3 separate regions of the Homo sapiens genome follow, and all the other regions are linked to region 2. A link is an interaction called in ENCODE POLR2A ChIA-PET data of the cell type or tissue named here. Cell type or tissue: Panc1. All regions are shown on one strand. Each heading gives the region's core, and the rest is flanking DNA. Links, peaks and the distances in the headings are about the cores only. Region 1 overlaps CSNK1G1 (casein kinase 1 gamma 1). Region 2 overlaps TRIP4 (thyroid hormone receptor interactor 4). Region 3 overlaps ZNF609 (zinc finger protein 609).

Evidence for each region. ChIA-PET counts read pairs that join two places held together with the same protein. Peaks named below come from ENCODE experiments on the same cell type or tissue, not always from the same donor. Only the 100,000 strongest peaks of a DNase experiment are listed, where the experiment ranks them.
Region 1: POLR2A ChIA-PET joins it to region 2 with 17 read pairs; 2 of 35 experiments call an interaction of 5 or more read pairs at or near these places.
Region 3: POLR2A ChIA-PET joins it to region 2 with 10 read pairs; 16 of 35 experiments call an interaction of 5 or more read pairs at or near these places.

What each region holds. Positions count from the first base shown.
Region 1 is chr15:64,202,560-64,208,199 of GRCh38, reverse strand. CSNK1G1 (casein kinase 1 gamma 1) reads left to right here. Exons shown (of 12, transcript NM_022048.5): 7 at 606-691; 8 at 3,251-3,335; 9 at 3,611-3,759; 10 at 5,011-5,118. Among named protein-coding and RNA genes, the nearest start is that of PPIB, 42 kb to the right of the region's middle. In Panc1, for the core only: no CTCF peak of the experiment used is centred there; no DNase peak of the experiment used is centred there.
Region 2 is chr15:64,425,872-64,428,371 of GRCh38, reverse strand. The region is part of intron 11 of TRIP4 (thyroid hormone receptor interactor 4); the gene reads right to left. Among named protein-coding and RNA genes, the nearest start is that of ZNF609, 33 kb to the left of the region's middle. In Panc1, for the core only: no CTCF peak of the experiment used is centred there; a DNase peak (open chromatin) is centred at 1,269.
Region 3 is chr15:64,475,842-64,481,481 of GRCh38, reverse strand. The region is part of intron 1 of ZNF609 (zinc finger protein 609); the gene reads right to left. Among named protein-coding and RNA genes, the nearest start is that of ZNF609, 18 kb to the right of the region's middle. In Panc1, for the core only: no CTCF peak of the experiment used is centred there; no DNase peak of the experiment used is centred there.

The sequences.
Region 1 (5,640 bases), core at 1,963-4,462, 220 kb after region 2:
TAGTAATAAATTCTAAAATGTTTTTGAGGTTATAGGACATGGTACAAATTGAATGGGAGCCAAGAGAGTATGTACTGATGTTCATTGATATGAAACTTAATTTTAAGTGTTAATTTTTATGATGAATAAAAAGCACTTGGCATGTTTGCTAGGCATTTTGCAGCTTGTATCTTTGCAGGCCTAGCCAGAATGGACTGTTTTAACAGTTTGGGTTGCTTAATCTGCTGCTCACTCTCTGGTGGTAACTAAAAGGTAATTGTAGCCCATATACTGGAAATAGCATTTCATTAAAATTTTATCACTTTCAGGAAGGTGACAGCATTGAGTGAGGGGTGGAAATTCACTGTTTAGTGATTTGGGCTTGGTTTTAATTCAGAATTTGCTCTTTTCTCTTGATATTTACTTACCATCAACAGATCTAGGCAAAGGAAGTACACATCGGTTTAGGGTTTTGATCTAAAATACTATCCTTGGTTTAAATATACAAGTAATTAGTAAGCAGAGCCTTTCCAGAGCCGAAGGGTTTCTGAAGGGATTACTTGGTTTTGAACCTCTTTCTGCTTTAATAACTGCAAACATAATGTGTGATCTGTCTTCCCTTTTAGAGCAAAGCCGGAGAGATGATTTGGAAGCCCTAGGCCATATGTTCATGTATTTCCTTCGAGGCAGCCTCCCCTGGCAAGGACTCAAGGTATCCTTGAAAGTGTTCAGTGGAGGGCTTTGTTTCAATGCTCAGTTGTTAATGAAGGAGCCTCTGGCTTCATGTTTTTAAGAAATGTGTAGGGGGCTGGCCAGATGCGGTGGCTCATGCCTGTAATCCCAGCACTTTGGGAGGCTGAGGTGGGAGGATTGCTTGAGTCCAGGAGTTTGAGATCAGCAACATAGTGAGACCCCATCTCTATTTAAACATAAACAAATAAATATTTTTTTAAAACAACACACAAAAAGGATTATTGGCTAATTGGCTCTGGAGATAAGAAGCAGGGACTAATTACATTAGTCTACATTATAAATGCTCTCCTGGGCTTTGGAAACTGTTTTGTTCACATTTGTCTTCCGTTTCTTAATTTTTCCTTGTTCTTGGATTTTCCATGATCTTTTCCCTCATTTCCTCCCAGGCTTGACAGTGCTGCTTTTCTCTCTGTGTTGGTATTCCTCCTCCACTACCATTATGTAGCAGGAGGAGTGTTCCCAGTATGTAAGGGAATTTCTGGAACAAATTGTTGACAACAGCTGCTACACATTTTACCAGAAAGGCCAGCAGGGTGTACTCCTCAGGAAAACTTGGAAAATATTTGTTTATCCTATGTAGGCTAAGAACTCACCTGAACTAAAATGAAAATCCAGGTTTAAGATTGCTTTTCAAGTGTATTATTGAATAAATGCCTATTCAGACAATATCTATTCATTGCAAAATGTGTAGAGTTTAAATAGCCTTCCTTAGGTAGGTGTCAGTACAGTGGTTACATGTCAGTTTACTATTATAATTATGAGCATTATCATTACTCTGTGCCTTTGGCTGTTTGGCTAGGAAATGGTGAGCTTCTAACCCATTGTAAGTCCCATTAGTATCTTGTGAGACTTTTTTTTTTTTTTTTTTTTTTTTTTTTTTTGAGACAGAGTTTCACTCTGTTTCCCAGGCTGGGCTCGCTGCAACCTCCACCTCCCAGGTTCCAGCGGTTCTCCTACCTCAGCCTCTTGAATAGCTGGGATTACAGGTGCATGCCACCACGCCCAGCTAATTTTTTGGTTTTTGTTTTGAGACGGACTCTCGCTTTGTTGCCCAGGCTGGAGTGCAGTGGTGCAATCTCGGCTCACTGCAACCTCCGCCTCCTGGGTTCAAGCAATTCTCCTGCCTCAGCCTCCTGAGTAGCTGGGACTACAGGCACACGCCACCACACCCGGCTAATTTTTGTATTTTTAGTAGAGACGGGGTTTCACCATATTGGCCAGACTGGTCTCAAACTCCTGACCTTGTGATCCGCCTGCCTCGGCCTCCCAAAGTGCTGGGATTACAGGCGTGAGCCACTGCACCCAGCCAATTTTTTGTATTTTTAGTAGAGACGGGGTTTCACCATGTTGGTCAGGCTGGTCTCGAGCTCCTGACCTCAAGTGATCACCCATCTAGGTCTCCCAGAGTGCTAGGATTACAGGCATGAGCCATCGCGCCTGGCCCAAGACATATTTTTTGGTTGTAATTTATTTCAACATATTAATATGGAAAGAAACTTAATCAGTAGTTTGGGGTACTCCTACACCCCCTCTTCCAGAAAGGCAGGATGGTTCATTTTGCTGTAGGCTTTCTAGACTATTGTCCTAAAACGTAAGACTTCCACCCATTCCCTTTGAGATTTTATTTCTTCACTCTTAAATTCCTCTCCTGTCATATACATCTTCTCATTGATTTTTATAGCTTTCAAATAGAGTTTCATGTCAAACTTGGTCATCATACAGCCACACAATGCATTAGTGTATTATTAATTGCTTGAAACTCTCTCGTTGTCCATAAATCATTTTAGTGGTAGTTGTAGATCTAAAATTTCTCCTATTTACTTCAGAACACTATTGCTTAAGTCTGAGTGCAGCAAGCTAGGTAAAGCCTGACAAGAATTCCCTAGGAGCCCACTGTTGATCCAGGGTTCAGAAGCCCTCTGGCTATAGCTCTGAGCATACCAGACTTGGGCTGCTTTTGAGTTACTGACATACACCAAACCTGTTAGCCATGGCTGTACCATAGACAACTTTTTTCCCTCTGGAAGCACATTGTTGAAAGACATTTTTCAGTTATTGTTTTTTTTCTGTTCAAAGTCTCAATATATGTGTAGTAGAATTACTTATCTGTTTCCCCCACCTGGATTAGCAGTACTTTTAGAGCTGATCTAAGAGAGAATGCTGAATCATATTGAATTATGGTGGCCATGGGATATTACTAAGCTTCTGCAATTTTGAAAATATTGGCCACATAATATTGTTATTTTCTTATCCTAGCCACTCATCCATTATATTTGATGGTGTTTATCTGAGACAACTAAATATTTTCACAAGTAAAATTTTCCAGAACACAGCAGATGTTTGTATATATCTAAATATATAATTTCTACTACATTTCTTATTTGTTAGTGTTAGAAAAAAAATCAAGACCAACAAATACTGCGAATTTGAGTGAAACAACCATTGTGTCCAAAAACATATTGAATCTCCCATGTTTAGGCCCTCTTTTAAAGTAACTTTCTCTCTTTACTCTCTACAGGCTGACACATTAAAAGAGAGATATCAAAAAATTGGTGACACCAAAAGGAATACTCCCATTGAAGCTCTCTGTGAGAACTTTCCAGGTGGGATGCTAAAAAGACATTCCAGTGTGACTGAGCTTTGAAACTAGGTAGAGTCCATGACTGGGTATCTCTAGATAGGGGTGCTGTTTAGGTAATTAACATTTCCTTTTGTGATACAGACCAAAGTAGGTTTTATCACTTTTATTTTGTCAGTAAAGAAAACATCAGTGTCAAATTGTCTGTATAAATAACCCCTTTGTGGCCCAATGCTTCCCCACAACTGCTATGGAAAGCATTCAGCTAATGAGCAGGGCCTTTCATCTCTTTCCTAACAGAGGAGATGGCAACCTACCTTCGATATGTCAGGCGACTGGACTTCTTTGAAAAACCTGATTATGAGTATTTACGGACCCTCTTCACAGACCTCTTTGAAAAGAAAGGCTACACCTTTGACTATGCCTATGATTGGGTTGGGAGACCTATTGTAAGTATCCTTTTTTTTTTTTTTTTTTAACCTCATTACCTCCTTTCTCCAACCAGCACTGCCTCATGCCTTTACTTGCCAGTCTTTCTGCTTGAATCTTTGGTAAAAATATTCCTTTGATCGTAGACTGTATATTTACTAGCCTTGTCTGGGTGTTGCCATAGGTTGCTCTTACTAGTTCAGAAGTAGGAAGTATTTTTTCCTAGTAATATAGGAAGATAATAACTTGTGTGTCCTAAGATAACAGAATTTAAGCCCAGTTTTTAGGAGAAGTTTCATTTGAATGATTCAGAAGTTTGTTTGTTTGTTTGTTTGTTTTCCCAGGCTGGAGTGCAATGGCGCCAATCTCGGCTCACTGCAACCTCCGCCTCCTGAGTTCAAGCGATTCTCCTGCCTCAGCCTCCCAAGTAGCTAGGATTGTAGGCACACACCACCACGCCCGGCTAATTTTTATATTTTTAGCAGAGACGGGGTTTTGCCATGTTGGCCAGGCTGATCTCAAACTCCTGACCTGAGGTGATCTGCCCTCCTTGGCCTCCGAAAGTGCTGGGATTACAGGCGTGAGCCACCACACCTGGCCCCATGATTCAGAAGTTGATGCCACATACGCTGTTAATGTACTTGACCTTTGTAGCAGTGGAACCCAGCATCATAGGAAGCTTTTGAATTTGTTGTTCTGGTCAGGGGTTCACAGGGCCAAACAGATATCAGTGGAGGAAATTTTTTTTTTTTTTTTTTTTTTTTTTACGGAGTTTCACTCTTGTTGCCCAGGCTGGAGTGCAATGGTGTGAACTCAGCTCACCGCAACCTCCGCCTCCCAGGTTCAAGCGATTCTCCTGCCTCAGCATCCCGAGTAGCTGGGATCACAGGCACGCGCTGCCACACCTGACTAATTTTGTATTTTTAGTAGAGATGGGATTTCTCCATGTTGCTCAGTCTGGTCTCGAACTCCTGACCTCAGGTGATCCACTCACCTCGGCCTCCCAAAGTGCTGAGATTACAGGCACGAGCCACCGCGCCCGGCCCTGGTTTTTTGTTTTCGAAGGTAAGCTACTCTCCAATGAACTATTAAGGACCAGGCTGCCTCCCTTTTGCAGATGAGCAAACTGAGAAGACAAGACAACTTGAAAGTGCTCTTGGTAGCTGAAAATAATTACTACTACTCTATTAGAATTAGAATCATTCTGTCCTTTGCATATGCATCAAGTTGGACCTGTTTCCCCCATTTGACTTTTTGTTTCATTTTTCTAGCCTACTCCAGTAGGGTCAGTTCACGTAGATTCTGGTGCATCTGCAATAACTCGAGAAAGCCACACACATAGGGATCGGCCATCACAACAGCAGCCTCTTCGAAATCAGGTATGTGTTGATCCTCCATTCTTTCAGACACTACCCTTCTTCTTGGCTAATATTAAAACCCAAATTCTTCAGCTTCTCCGCTTTAGTGTATGTACTGAAAATAAAGATCAAATGCTTGCCATTTCTTACAGGTGTGGTATGACTTTCAAGCAACCCTCAGGGCATGTATAGTTGCACTGAGATGTGGCCAGGTGCCCTATATGAAGCATCCAGTCTAAAGAGTCAGCCTGGCCAAGTGCAGTGGCTCATGCCTGTAATCCAAGCACTTTGGGAGGCCAAGGCAGGTAGATCACTTGAGCCAGGAGTTCAAGACCAGCCTGGGCAAGATGGTGAAACCCTGTCTCTACATAAAATACAAAAAATTAGTTGGGCATGGTGGCACGTGCCTATAGTCCCAGCTACTTTGGAGGCTGAGGTGGGAGAATCACCTGAGCCCGGGAAGTCAAGGCAGCAGAGAGCCAAGATTGCTTCCGCATTTGCACTCCAGCCTGAGTGATAGAGTGAGACCCTGTCTTAAAAAAA
Region 2 (2,500 bases), core at 1-2,500:
AAAAAGAGGTATCCTTCAGAAATCAACAAGACTTGTTTTAATTAGATTTCTAATTCCTGTAACCTTCATAGTATTCCATAGATCAGGATTATAGTTTCCTACCCTTCTCTACACAAATTTGTGGCACAAAGAAGATTGGCTATCTAGAGATTGAAATCATTTGACCTTGTATCAGGTGGTAGTTTGCTTGATCAATAGATGAGAAAATAAAGCAAGGCCGCTTGCCAAAAACCATCATCCACATTGCCAGATGCTCCTGGGTTCTCTTTTAGAACGCAAATACATATCCCAGGAAGAAAACATAATGCAGTATGTTATACTAAGCTGTTAACGACTGTGAATCTCTAAAACTGTAAAGCCTACACCAGTGTAAGGTATTTTTATAATATTACTTCTAGACTGGGGGAAAAAAAAAGAGGGGGGAGGAAGAAAGTAGACATTGAAAAAAATGGGCAAAAAGCTCAGAGGGATAGTGCAGGCACAAGAGTGTGGGGGATAGCCTCCATGTGTCTATGGTTTTGCCTAGGTCTGGATCAGATACTAAGGGAAGAACAAAACGCTAGAACTCAAAATTCACACCAAAATGCATGCATTGTACTCACACACATAATCAGAGGAGGCAGAGGAGGTAACTCACAAGGAAATGAAAGACATAAATCTAGAGGGATAACAAGTGTTAGTTAAAATCAGTCAGTAGGCTGGCCACAGTGGCTCACACCTATAATCAAAGCACTTCGGGAAGCTGAGGCAGGTGGATCACTTGAGGCCAGGAGTTCAAGACCAGCTTCGCCAACATGGTGAAATCTTGTCTCTACTAAAAATACAAAAATTAGCTGGGCATGGTGGTGTGGTGCCTGTAGTCCCAGCTACTGGGAGGCTGAGGTGGGAGGATCACTTAAGCCCAGGAGGCAGAGGTTGCAGTGAGCCAAGATTGGCACTCCAGCCTGGACGACAGAGTGAGACCCAGTTTCCAAAAAAAATAAATAAAGAGTAAAGAATAGAGAGGGTAAAATGGCTGGGAACAGTAAAGGAAAACAGTAGACAGTAATAACAGTAATGAAAGGTAAGTAAGTCTGAAAAAGAGAATTTGCTGGGAAAAATGAAACTGAAGCTCTTTTTCTTCAGCACACTGGTGGAAGCCCTATTATCTAAAGCAACTGTTCAAAGAACAGGAAAACCATACTGATAGGTAAGACTGTTTGTGCTTCAAGGATGGACTTTTCCTGTTTTGGATTTCTGCTAGTTCTGTGTCTAAACATAAAGGTCTTACATTTCAGGAATTTTCTAATTAAGTTAAAGTATTTCGGCTCCCTCTGCTGCTCAAAAATGTACTTTAGTTACATCAGTTCAATCTTTTTTTTTTCTTTTTTTTGAGACAGAGCCTTGCTCTGTTGCCCAGGCTGGAGCGCAGTGGCATGATCTCGGCTTACTGCAACCTCTGCCTTCTGGGTTCAGGAAATTCTCCTGCCTCAGCCTCCCGAATAGTTGGGACTATAAGCGCGTGCCATCACACCCAGCAATTTTTTTTGTATTTTTATAGAGATGGGGTTTGACCGTGTTAGCCAGGATAGTCTTGATCTCCTGACCTCATGATCTGCCCGCCTTGGCCTCCCAAAGCACTGGGATTACAGGCGTGAGCCACCATGCCCATCTTTTTTTTTTTTTTTTTTTTGAGACAGAGTCTCACTCTGTCGCCCAGGCTGGAGTGCAGTGGCACGATCTCAGCTCACTGCAACCTCTGCCTCCTAGGTTCAAGCAATTCTCCTGCCTCAGCCTCCTGAGTAGCTGGGATTACAGGCATGCGCCACCATACCAGGCTAATTTTTGTATTTTTAGTAGAAGCGGGGTTTCACCATGTTGGCCAGGTTGGTCTCAAACTCCTGACTTAAAGTGATCCACCCGCTTTGGCTTCCCAAAGTGCTGGGACTGCAGGTGTAAGCCACTGCGCCCGACCTGTCAGTTCAATCTTTAGTGATAAAAATTAAAATATATAAATGCATACATATGTACATTCATACATATGTACATTCATACATAAATACACATACCTCCTCCCAAATATGGCACAGTCCTGGCAATCAGAGTCAAATACATTTGCCTATCATGAGTTCAATAGCCTGGACCAAAAGCTCCAGAATTAGCAATAACAGATCCTAGTATTCCCACCCCCCAATCAAAATAATTCAAGGGATAATCAAGGGTTTCTTCAAAAGAAGCAAGGTTTTGGTAAGGGATGAAGACCCTATATACTTGCTAGCTGCATTGTGGCAATAGCTTTTTTTTTTCCCCCAGAAGGAATCTCACTCGGTTGCCCAGGCTGGAGTGCAGTGGCAGGACCTCAGCTCAATGCAACCTCCATCTCCCGGGTTCAAGCTATTCTCCTGCCTCAGCCTTTGGAGCAGCTGGGACTACAGGCACGTGCCACCACACCCGGCTAATTTTTTGTATTTTTAGTAGAGATGGGGTTTCACTGTGTTAGCCAGGATGGTCTTGATCTCCT
Region 3 (5,640 bases), core at 1,258-3,757, 52 kb before region 2:
AGGCGTGGTGTCACATGCCTGTAATCCTAGCTACTAGGGAGGCTGAGGCAGAAGAATCGCTTGAACCTGGGAGGCAGAGGTTGCGGTGAGCCGAGATCGCGCCATTGCACTCCAGCCTGGGCAACAAGAGTGAAACTCCGTCTCAAAAAAAAAAAAAAAAAAGAAAAAAGAAAGATGCCTTTCTTCTCTCCACAGCCTCTAAGCCTATGCCAAATAACCAACTGTTTTGTATGGTCCTTTTGATCTCTTGCATTCTTTTAACATGTATTTCAAATATGATGATTTTTAAGTCTTTAAATTTCCAGTAGGTTTCTCTTTAAAATCTTCCTCTCCACTCACCCTAATATATACATGATCACAGCTCAATTTCCTAAAAATGAATCCTCGCATGACAGATTTTGTTCTCCTTTCTGAAGAATGCTGAACTTAATCACGGTATAATTATTATGAAATAATGCCTGACCTACAGAAACCTGAATCAATTCTTATTTGTTCCTCCGGGTAAAATTCAGGTTATTTATTTGCTTTGTATGTTCTAAAACTGCCAATTGTCGGGAGTAGCTTATCTTAGTCAAAACCACATTTGCTCTCAATGAAGAATTTAATCAATCTATGTATAAATAAACCTTCTATTACTATCTGACCTAATTTTGCAGCTTCTCCAATTCCTTTAACATTTCAAGTTCAGTCCCATTATTCTGATTAGGACTGACATTTTTATTTAAGCAAGGATTTAAACCTTTCAAACTTCCATGCTACTTCCCTGGTTATAGGGAAAAAATTAACATTACTATTGCTTGTTATTCCTTATAATAATCACTTGCTGCCTCTATCATTCCTATGAGGTATATAGCCCAGAGCAGTACTACACCTGAACAGTTAGTCTCCTTCCATCAAGCATATGAGATGAGAATTAAATTATTGGTAACACTTTTTTTGTTTTTTTTTTTGAGATGGAGTCTCACTCTTGTTGTGCAGGCTGGAGTGCAGTGGTGGAATCTCGGCTCACTGCAACTTCCGCCTCCTGGGTTCAACCTATTCTCCCGCCTTAGCCTCCCAAGTAGCTGAGATTACAGGCACCCGCCACTACGCCCAGCTAATTTTTGTATTTTAGTAGACGGGGTTTCACCATGTTGGTCAGGCTGGTCTCGAACTCCTGACCTCAGGTGATCCACCTGCCTCAGCCTCCCAAAGTGCTGGGATTACAGGCGTGAGCCACTGCGCCCAGCACACCTTTTTTTTGGAGATGGAGTCTTGCTCTGTTGCCCAGGCTGGAGTGCAGTGGCACGATATCGGCTCACTGCAACCTCTGCCTCCCAGGTTCAAGCGATTCTCCTGCCTCAGACCCCCTGAGGAGCTGGGATTACAGGCACCTGCCACCATGCCAGGCTAATTTTTTGTATTTTTAGTAGAGACGGGGTTTTGCCACGTTCGCCAGGCTGGTTTCGAGCTTCTGACTTCAGGGTGATCTGCCCACCTCAAGCCTCCCAAAGTGTTAGGATTAAAGGCGTGAGCCACTGCTCCTGGCCAATAACACTTTCATTTTTAATTTTTTTTAAATTTGAGACAGAGTCTCAGTCTGTCGCCCAGGCTGGAGTACAGTGGTGCAATCTTGGCTCACTACAACCTCTGCCTCCCGGGTTCAAGCCATTCTCCTGCCTCAGCCTCCTGAGTAGCTGGGATTACAGGTGTGCACCACCATGCCCAGCTAATGTTTGTATTTTTAGTAGAGACGGGGTTTCACCACATTGGCTAGGCTAGTCTCGAACTCCTGACCTCAAGTGATCCGCCCACCTCGGCTTCCCAAAGCGCTGGGATTACAGGCGTGAACCACCACACCCAGCCCTGGTAACTTTTAAATAAATCAAATGCTTAAGATCACACAGGTACGGGCCAGGCGCGGTGGCTCATGCCTGTAATCCCAGCACTTTGGGAGGTCGAGATGGGCGGATCACAAGGTCAGGAGATAGAGACCATCCTGGCTAACACAGTGAAACCCCATCTCCACTAAAAATACAAAAAATTAGCCAGGCGTGGTGGTGGGCACCTGTAGTCTCAGCTACTTGGCAGGCTGAGGCAGGAGAATGGTGTGAATCCGGGAGGCAGAGCTTGCAGTGAGCCGAGATTGCGCCACTGCACTCCAGCCTGGGCAACAGGGCGAGACTCTGTCTCAAAAAAAAAAAAAAAAAAAAAAAAATCACACAGGTACAATATATAGGTTTTGTTATTGGCAGAAAATGTCATTTCACCATTATGTCACCTACCCAAATGTGACCTTGTTATAACTGAATTTCTTTCTTATGGAAAGGCTCCATAAGAAAAATAATATTGCCAGATACTTCCTTGAACTTCCCACTGTGTCAGATAGTGTTACGAAACTCATCTGAAATCCACATTGCCTAGATTTCTAGCTCTGCAACTGGAAGGGCCTACTAACACAAACCACAGAAACATTATTAAGTAAACAGCAGCAAACAAGCTATGTTCAAGTTCTCTTACTAATAAAAGCAATACAGTTTGGTCAGTTAAACTGATATCCTTTCAACCACTAAAGAAAACAACAACATACACTTGGATTAACAGCTGCTGGCTTTAAAATTCACAATATCAGTAATATGTTATGTACTACTTAAGCATAGGTAGGGAGAATGTATGACTTCAAGTTTGATATACAGCAAACCCTCCCAGAGAAAGGTAATATAAAATCTGCCCAGAAGACCACCCAATATTAGAACTCTGTCTGCTTAAAAGTAATAGATTTTTCCTTAGTATGGATCTGAGTTCACCACAAAATTCATTTATTCTGGCCATGTGGTGGCTCATACTTGTAATCCCAGTGCTTTGGGAGTCTGGGAAGTGGGGGATCACTTGAGGTCAGGAGTTTGAGTCCAGCCTGGCCAACATGGTGAAACCCTGTCTCTACTAAAAACTAAAAATACAAAAATTAGCCGGGCTTGGTGGCAGGCACCTGTAATCCCAGCTACTTGGAAGGCTGAGGCAGGAGACTCACTTGAACCCAGGAGGCAGAGGTTGCAGTGAGCCGAGATCGCAACAATGCACCACAGCCTGGGCAACAGAGTGAGACTCCGTCTCAAAAAAAAAAAGTTCATTTATTCTGCCAGGTGCAGTGCCATGTGCCTGTAGTCCCAGCTACCTGGGAGGCTGAGGTAGGAAGACAGCTCAAGCCTATGAGTTTGAGGCCATGGCACACTTATGATCACACCTGTGAATAGCCACTGTCCTCCAACCTGGGCAACACAGCAAGACCCCACCTCTTTAAACAGACACACACACACACACACACACACACACACACACACACACACCTTTATTCTAAAATTAAATATGAAAAAGACCACATTTTTACAAAATGGCAAATAGGTCTTCTTGTGTACTGAAACTACACAAGCTGGTGGTATAAATAACCAAAAACAGAGTAAATGGGTCCCAATATATCCTCAGCTACATCAAATGGCATATAGTGTAACAGGCTGAGAGCTTGATGTCCACAAGCTGAATCCAATATAACATGTGGACAGAAATAAGATATGCAGCCAGGCACAGTGGCTCATGCCTATAATCCCAGCACTTTGGGAGGCTGAGGTGGGTGGATCACCTGATGTCAGGAGTTCCAAGACCAGCCTGGCCAACATGGTAAAACCCCGTTTCTACCAAAACCATAACAATTAGCTGGGCGCGGTGGCGCATGCCTGTAATCCCAGCCAGTCGGGAGGCTGAGGTGGGAGACTTGCTTGAACCTGGGAGTTAGATGTTGCAGTGAGCTGAGATCGCGCCACTGCACTCCAGCCTGGGTGACAGAGCGAGACTCTGTTTCAAAAAAAAGAAAAAAAAAAAAAAGGAAATAAGACATTCCATTCCATTGCTTGCATATTAGGTATACATTTTAGCTTCTAGCCAATTACCTAAATAGCTGTCTGGCCTAAGGGACTTCTGTTTCCTATCAGCTTCATGAAAGGAGAAAAGGGAAAGGGTAACAAGAAAAATAATGAAGTAGAAGAGTTAGAAAAGGGTAAGTAAAGCAGGCCAGGCGTGGTGGCTCACGCCTGTAATCTCAGCACTTTGGGAGGCTGAGGCCGGCGGATCACGAGGTCAGGAGATCGAGACCATCCTGGCTAACACGGTGAAACCCCATCTCTACTAAAAATACAAAAAATTAGCTGGGTGTGGGGGCAGGCGCCTGTAGTCCCAGCTACTTGGAAGGCTGAGGCAGGAGAATGGCCTGAACCGGGGAGGCAGAGCTTGCAGTGAGCCAAGATCACGCCACTGCACTCCAGCCTAGGCAACAAAGCAAGACACCGTCTCAAAAAAAAAAAAAAAAAAAAAAGAAAGAGAAGAGTAAGCAAGGGAATAAACAAATAAATTTACAATGTGCAATTCAAACAAGAGAGCATCTAGACATAAGAAAACTTCATCTTTAGGCTGCTGAAATTAGGTACTGAGACTTCCAAAACACAGCTAATGTGTTGAGAGGAAGTCAAAGCACCAAAAACCTGAAAATTCACGCTTTAGGCCAGGCGCATAGCACACACTCTTTGAAAGCTTATTTTTAAAGAGCTACCTGAAATAAAGTTGCTGAGGCCTCACTAAGAAGAGAGAAGGTTATGATACTGGGCTTCTCCCTTTGAGGAAGGAAAAAAGTCAGAGGCCTACCTCACCCATCACTCCAGGCAACCAAGGCTCAGTCAGCAGAAGGGTAAATCCCACCCCTCAGGGAACTGGGTTAGAAGGTCTCTAGTTCCACCCCTGCTGTCTTCCAGACAAGACTGACTGCAATTTTCACCCCAGTTAACTTCCAGTGATGCCAGCAAGAGGAGCAGACAGGAGAAAAGAACATAAGGAGTAGCTATTTCTCCTCAGTGTCAGCTGGACTCTGGAACAACTGTAGACATTGCCTTTCTCTCTGCTGGGCAGAAGAGAATCCACTAATCTCAGGGAAGTGCCTAACAACCCAGTAACACAACATTTCTCAAAGATCTCTACTTTAACCATCTTATTTAGGGTTGCAACCCCTCCCACCTCTCCTACCTAACCCTCTTTTCCACTCCCAATTCTCCTTATCCTGCTGTACTTTTCCCCATATCATATATTACCTTTCTAATTTTATATATTATTATGTTTATTTCTATCTCCTATTCAAAGATAATATCCATGAGGTTGATTTTTTTTTTTTGGTCTATTTTGTTCATTGATCTTAAACAACTAGAACAGGGCATCCAATAAATATTTATGGAATGAAGTGAGAAAGAAAAACTAAAAAGACCTCCCAGAAGTCAACCACACCCAGATGGCCCAACAATGCCTATATTGCCCTAGCAGAACCAATTTGGTTCCTGTGACTAAATTTATCTCACCTCCACCTGCCATGCATCACCACTAGACCCTTGCTGCAAGTTTTCTATCAGCTCGGATGTATGGAACCACAGTACAGTCATATGCAGTAAAGGCAACAAATGCTTGTCCTTGAATCTGAACAATTTCTCAAGGCATTCACCGTCTGCCTTTTCCCTAGTTTATTCAATTTGGGATAAAATGTGTTGAATGGAAGTTACGTTACTTTTGCATAAAAAGAAGTCTAAAAAAATCACAATTTCTTTTTTCAAGAATCAAGTTCTAATTCAA